Linked DNA regions of Mus musculus: region 1 is linked to region 2. The links are chromatin loops, found by intact Hi-C in ENCODE. Cell type or tissue: left cerebral cortex. All regions are shown on one strand. Each heading gives the region's core, and the rest is flanking DNA. Links, peaks and the distances in the headings are about the cores only.

Evidence for each region. Hi-C counts contacts between places; a loop is a spot of excess contacts. Peaks named below come from ENCODE experiments on the same cell type or tissue, not always from the same donor. Only the 100,000 strongest peaks of a DNase experiment are listed, where the experiment ranks them.
Region 1: a loop joins it to region 2, with 2.3 times the contacts of the local background. A loop is called at or near these places in 6 of 42 quality-filtered maps.

What each region holds. Positions count from the first base shown.
Region 1 is chr1:162,476,402-162,479,306 of GRCm38, forward strand. It overlaps Dnm3 (dynamin 3), which reads right to left and starts at 1,633. Exons shown (of 21, transcript NM_001038619.2): 1 at 1,262-1,633. The coding sequence starts at 1,422. It overlaps Gm31985 (a long non-coding RNA gene), which reads left to right and starts at 265. Exons shown (of 3, transcript XR_373653.3): 1 at 265-474. In left cerebral cortex, for the core only: a CTCF peak has its summit at 1,738; DNase peaks (open chromatin) are centred at 434, 1,358 and 1,626; H3K4me3 peaks cover 1,687 bases; H3K27ac peaks cover 788 bases.
Region 2 is chr1:162,528,139-162,531,043 of GRCm38, forward strand. No RefSeq gene overlaps it. Among named protein-coding and RNA genes, the nearest start is that of Eef1aknmt, 19 kb to the right of the region's middle. In left cerebral cortex, for the core only: a CTCF peak has its summit at 1,746 (motif pointing left); a DNase peak (open chromatin) is centred at 1,729.

The DNA.
Region 1 (2,905 bases), core at 264-2,763, 52 kb before region 2:
GCTGCACCTTCTACCTGGTTTACTACTGGGAAACAGATTCCAGCCTTCAGGATGCACTCCTCACACAAGGCCATTAAGGTAACTCAATCCTTCCTGAATTGTTTGCTGGAAAAAACGTTGATTTCTGACTCAAAACAATAACAACTCTTTGTTGTTGTTTAAAATTGTGAGACATGAAGCTATAACTACAATTTGAATTCTGGATGTTATCTTGAAGACCCGCTGGATAAACAAGAGCTTAAGGAATGCAAGAGGATTGGTGGGGGGCGGGAGGGGGGAGGCGGCGCATGGCATAGAAAGAGTGCAAGAGAGATGCTGGTCAGTTCTGAGATGGTGCAGGAATGACAAGGCACCTGAACATCGCAAGTCCACGGTCATCCCTGGAGGTCTCGGGTTTTCAGTCATGCCTGAGCAGTGAATGGGTGCACACTCATAAACACACCACCGTTTATTCTTCAGCTCCCAAGGCGAATGGTAGGCAAGCATCTCCCCGTAAGCCTTCACCACAGGGATTTCGGGGTTCACACACCCCGCCTCCCCTGCTCGGGGCAGGCGATGACTGTTTCAAACAGTGTAAGCCTTCACCACAGGGATTTCGGGGTTCACACACCCCGCCTCCCCTGCTCGGGCAGGCGATGACTGTTTCAAACAGTGTAAGCCTTCACCACAGGGATTTCGGGGTTCACACACCCCGCCTCCCCTGCTCGGGCAGGCGATGACTGTTTCAAACAGTAAACAGCTGAGATGAGAGTCAGGGACAGGGGATGGGGGGCCGGGGCGGCGGGGGGGTGGGGTGGGGGAGAGGGGGGTGTGGACGAAGAAGGAGGGGTACATCCCGGCTGAGAGCTTCCAGGAGAGTGACAGGGAAAGGAGAGGGGTGTTGAGAAAGAGAACTGGCGACTGGAAAGCACCAGGCTGCGCTTCCAGGCTGCCAGGGGCTGGCGCGCACCAAGCCAGCGAGGGAAGTGGATCCCAGGGCGTACCCCGACTCCCCCACCGAGGGTGGGGAGGAAATGGCTTTGTATGGCAGGATGAAAGGCAGACAGGGGGTCACCACCGGGTAGAGAATGCTGGGGCGAAGGATGCTCAGAGCAAGGAGGACCCCGCCCGCTCTAGAAACACTAGTGCTCTGCCTCCAATCCGCTGCAGCCTCTAGTCCACCCTCGGGGCTCCCCACACCGTTCCATGTTCCAACGGCCTGAAGCACGGGGCTCCCCCCACCCCCACGGACGCGCCCCCACCGCGCTCCCGGTGCGCTCACCTGCCCACGAAATTCTCGAGCACTGAGCTCTTGCCGGCGCTCTGGCCGCCCACCACGGCGATCTGTGGCAGCTCTAGCAGACAGCTCTGTCCCAGAGCCGAGAAAGCGTCCTGCAGACGGTTCACCAGAGGGATCAGCTCTTCCATCTCCCGGTTCCCCATCTTGCCTGTGCGGCCAACTGCCCCACAGGTCCCTGTTCGACTGTGTGACCTGGCAGGCAGCCCAGGCCTCGAAGCACTTGTCCCGGTTGTCGCTGTGCGGGGCTCACACGGCGGAGTCCCTGCACCGATGTCCGATCCCTGCCTCCCACTGCTAGGATCCTGACAGCTCACAGCCCACGACGCGCTTGCGCAGCCCAGAGAGGCGAAGGAGGCGTGGCCTGGTCCTGAGACGGTCACGCCCACACCACGCCTCTCGCCCTGCTTCTCCCTAGAGTTTCCAATCCTACTGGCCTACGGTTGGACTGCCTCCCAGCTTCAGTCAGATGCCACTGCCCAGGCTAAAGGGCAGAGTACTGCACTTGGTCAAGGAAAAGCCTAAAATCACACCCAACAGGAATTGTTGTTCCTTTTGAAGGAGCTAAACCACACAGACGAAGCCTAGAGGAAAGCACTACCATCTACCATCAGCTAACAGCACGTTGACATCAGCTTCACCATGCACCACCACCACTGTACGCACCAGAATACATTTCCCAAAAGGAAATCTCACATTTCACCCCCTACTCCAAAACCCCAGATTGCTGTGGGATGCAGAGATAAACTGGCCTTTTAGAGTCAATCCCCATTAGAAAACTGGGTTACCTGACCTTATTGAAGTACTCATCATTACCAGCCTGTCCTACTCTACCTTCTGTAAGCTAAAGTGTAGTTCCTTGAACCTTTCTGTTCCCTACTCCTACCATACTCATTCTGGCTTTTAGAATTCCTTGCCTGAGCTAACTGTCCTTTTAGCTCCTGGTCAGGACAAAGAGATTGGCTGTTGAGTCCATTGTAACCACGCAGTCTGCACTCGATCCGTTAAATTTAGCACACTGAGAAGAGTCTGTGCCCGGAGATGGAGACACGAAGATAAATGGCCATGGTTCTTCACCTCCTTATCGTGGTCCTGTTTCCTGTGCATTTTGAATACTGATACCTCTCAGGATTTAGTGCGCAATATTTACTTGTCCTGCACATCTTCCATCTGATGATTGCCCAATGGCTTTAAGTAACCTAAAGACTAGAGACTACATAGGAAAATGTGTTGCATCTCTAGCACCCTGGGGTCTTCACTGTCACTTAGGCATCACCATTGCACTATTGCCCTTCTAGGACAACAGTGAACCAAGTCTGAGCCTGCCCCACGTTTCCTAGGCTCGGTGGCTCTCTGGATATGCTATATGATAGCTGAGTCAGTCTTTCACTTTTCATGCCTGCAAAACCAGTACCACATGGAGTACAGAGCCATGCTTTGCTGCCGGTTTGGGATGGAAACTTTGGACCACTATTGCAGCAACCTCTACGCACTGACCCTGAGGAGCTGGTGGCAGGGACGTCTGTGGCAGAAGAGGGTGGAGGCTGGTCATATTGCATCTATAGTCAGAAGGCAGAGTTAAACGGATGCTGATCATCAGCTACCTTTGTCCTTCCTAGGCAGTCAGAA
Region 2 (2,905 bases), core at 239-2,738:
CTGGTAGTGGCTGGGTCCATGCTGCAACTATCTTCACTGACATTCAAACCCAGTTTCTTCAGTCCTCCAGCATGGACTGAAGACCAGAAACTCTCAAAGAGTCTTCTATTGGGACGGCTGGGGCACTCAGCTTCAGGGACTGGGTTCTCTGGCAGGTTCTCTGCCCACCCCCACACACCCAGTAGACAGATAGCTACTGCTGGGCTACCCAGCCCCTACGTGTAAGGCAAGCTAATAAACTTTTCATAACACATAATCATTCTACTGTTTCTTTTTTCTAGAGGACTCTGACTAATAAAGTGATGCCCAGCAAAACAAAGTCAGAGGCACACAAAGCTGGCTTGAGAACACACTACAAAGCTACCCTAACAAGCACAGCATGGTACTACATAGAACTATACAGAGACCAGTAAAATGAAGTATAGAACTCCTGATTTTTTTCACACCCTTGTCGTGAGAATTTTGTTTCTTTAAAAATCCAGTCACGTGAATGTTTTTATTCTAATCCCAGGTGTGGGATGTGGGGCTGCTTCAGGCTCCACACAGTGGCTAGCTATGATTTGTTATATGCTCTGGCAGGGGTGTTATTCTGCCAGCTGAAAATAGTTTACATTTGGAATTCTGGGAATTCTTAAGAAGAGATAATAAGCCAGAGACCCAAGAGGTGACAGCAGCTGCTTCTCCCCGTGCTGCTGGCCCCTGCTGCAGCTGGTTCCTGCTGCTGCTGCTGCTGCTGGTTCCTGCTGCTGCTGCTGGTTCCTGCTGCTGCTGGTTCCTGCTGCTGCTGGTTCCTGCTGCTGCTGGTTCCTGCTGCTGCTGCTGCTGCTGCTGCTGGTTTCTGTTGTTGCTGCTGCTGCTGGTTCCTGTTGCTGCTGCTGCTGTTGCTGCTGCTGGTTCCTGTTGTTGCTGCTGCTGCTGTTTGCTGGATTGATGGTTGAAGATATCCTGACAATGAAGACTGAACTTGCCCCAAGGAACTCGATGCCCCTAATCAGCAGGAAGTAATCTAAAGAGATCTTTGCTGGAGTGGTGACTCAGTGGTTAAAAGCACATCCTGCGCTTCCAAACGTCCTGAGTTTCAATTCCCAGCAACCATATGGTGGCTCACAACCATCTATACTGGGATCTGATGCCCTCTTCTGGCATGCAGGCATACATACAGATAGAGCATTCATAAACATAAATAAATCTTTAAAAAGAGATCTATGCCCCCTTTCCCCTCTAACCTTCTTTCTTGCCTACCTAGTGTTGGGAGATTGGAAGGGATTGGGGTAGAGAAGGGTGGTAGATATAAGAATCCAATAAAGTAGCCAAAAAGTATGGCTACACAACAACCTATTACACACTATCAAATTACCATAATTTACCTCATAAATATGTATAATATTTCTATTTATAACAAGGAAATGCTTTCCATCTTGGCAAGAATCGTGCAGGTGTGTCCGCTTGGACCCGCCTGCGTGGTTTTGCTTTACATTGCTCTCACTTTAGGTTTCTTCTTTTCTTACTGGCATTTCCCCCATCACTCTGCCTCCTAACATCAAAGGTGTGGAGCCAAGAGATACCTAGGTTTGCGCCATCAGAGGTTGACTGAAACAGATGTACTGTCTCCATGTACAGGGTAAGGGGGAAAGGGAGGCCAGAGGAGAGTGGGCAGAGCATTTGAAGACTGGGGAGGAATGTAGACATAGTAGGAGAGTGTCCTCAAACCTGCAAGAATGTGATTTCTAGTGCCATCTCCTGGGAAGCCCGGGAACCAGCTAAGCCTGGAGTTGGGGACAGGAGAAGGCAGGGACCAATGAGTCACTTTAAGGAGGCAGCTTTTCTTGAGACTGGCTTCTCTTCTGACTGTCCTAATAAGTCTCTAAGAGACTCCTGGGACAGGATCTAGCCATGTTCTATGCTACCTCATAACCATTTGATCCCAGGACCCAGCCATGTGAGTTATCAGTTGCTCCACTGTCTCCATGGGAGCTGATGTCTTCCCCTTACATATCCTTATTATGACTGCATGGGATAGCCTTTCCAAAAAAAAAAAAAAAAAAAAAAAAATCCCTAATGAACATGAAAAGGGGAAACTCAACTTACCAATCCTATTTCTTATTGATGATTTAACAAATCTATAAAAACCAATCAGCAAGACAAGCCACAAGCAAGAGAGAAAGTGAACTGTAAGTAGTTTACTAGAAGCCTGGAGCTATTAAGCAGACCCCATGGCTCTCACTGGTCTGTTATGGTGGGACAGGAAGCTGCTAGATCCACAGAGGAACTCACCCTCTGCCGCAAGCTTGTGTCCTCATCTGAATCAGAGGACATCTACTCCGGGCAAAGAACTGAGGAGTAGACATTCACCAATTACCAAAGTGATGGTTGAACTTGTCTCTCAGAGCTAACTGAACTGCTGCCTCAGTTAGGGTTTCTATTGCTGCAACAAAACACCAGGAACAAATGCAACCTGGGGAGGAAATGTTTGATTTAGCCTACACTTTCACATTGCTGTTCATCATCAAAAGAAGTCAGGACAGGAATCCAAACAAGAAAGGAACCTGGAAGCAAGAGCTGATGCAAAGACCATGGAGCGCTGCTGCTTACTGGCTTCCTCCCCAAGTCTTATTCAACCTGCTTCATTATAGAACTCAGAACCACCAGCCCAGGCATGGCCACACACAATGAGCTGGATCCTCCCCCATTGATCACTAATTGAGAAAATGCCTTACAGCTGGATTTCATGGAGGCATTTCCTCAACAAAGGCTCTTTTCTCTCTAATGACTCTTAGCTTGTGTCAAGTTGACACAGAAAACCAGCCAGTACAACTGACCCATTGTCAACTTGACACACAAACAACACTATTAAGCCACAACCCTTCCTTTCTCATTCAATCCCCAAGATCCCACATTAAAAACA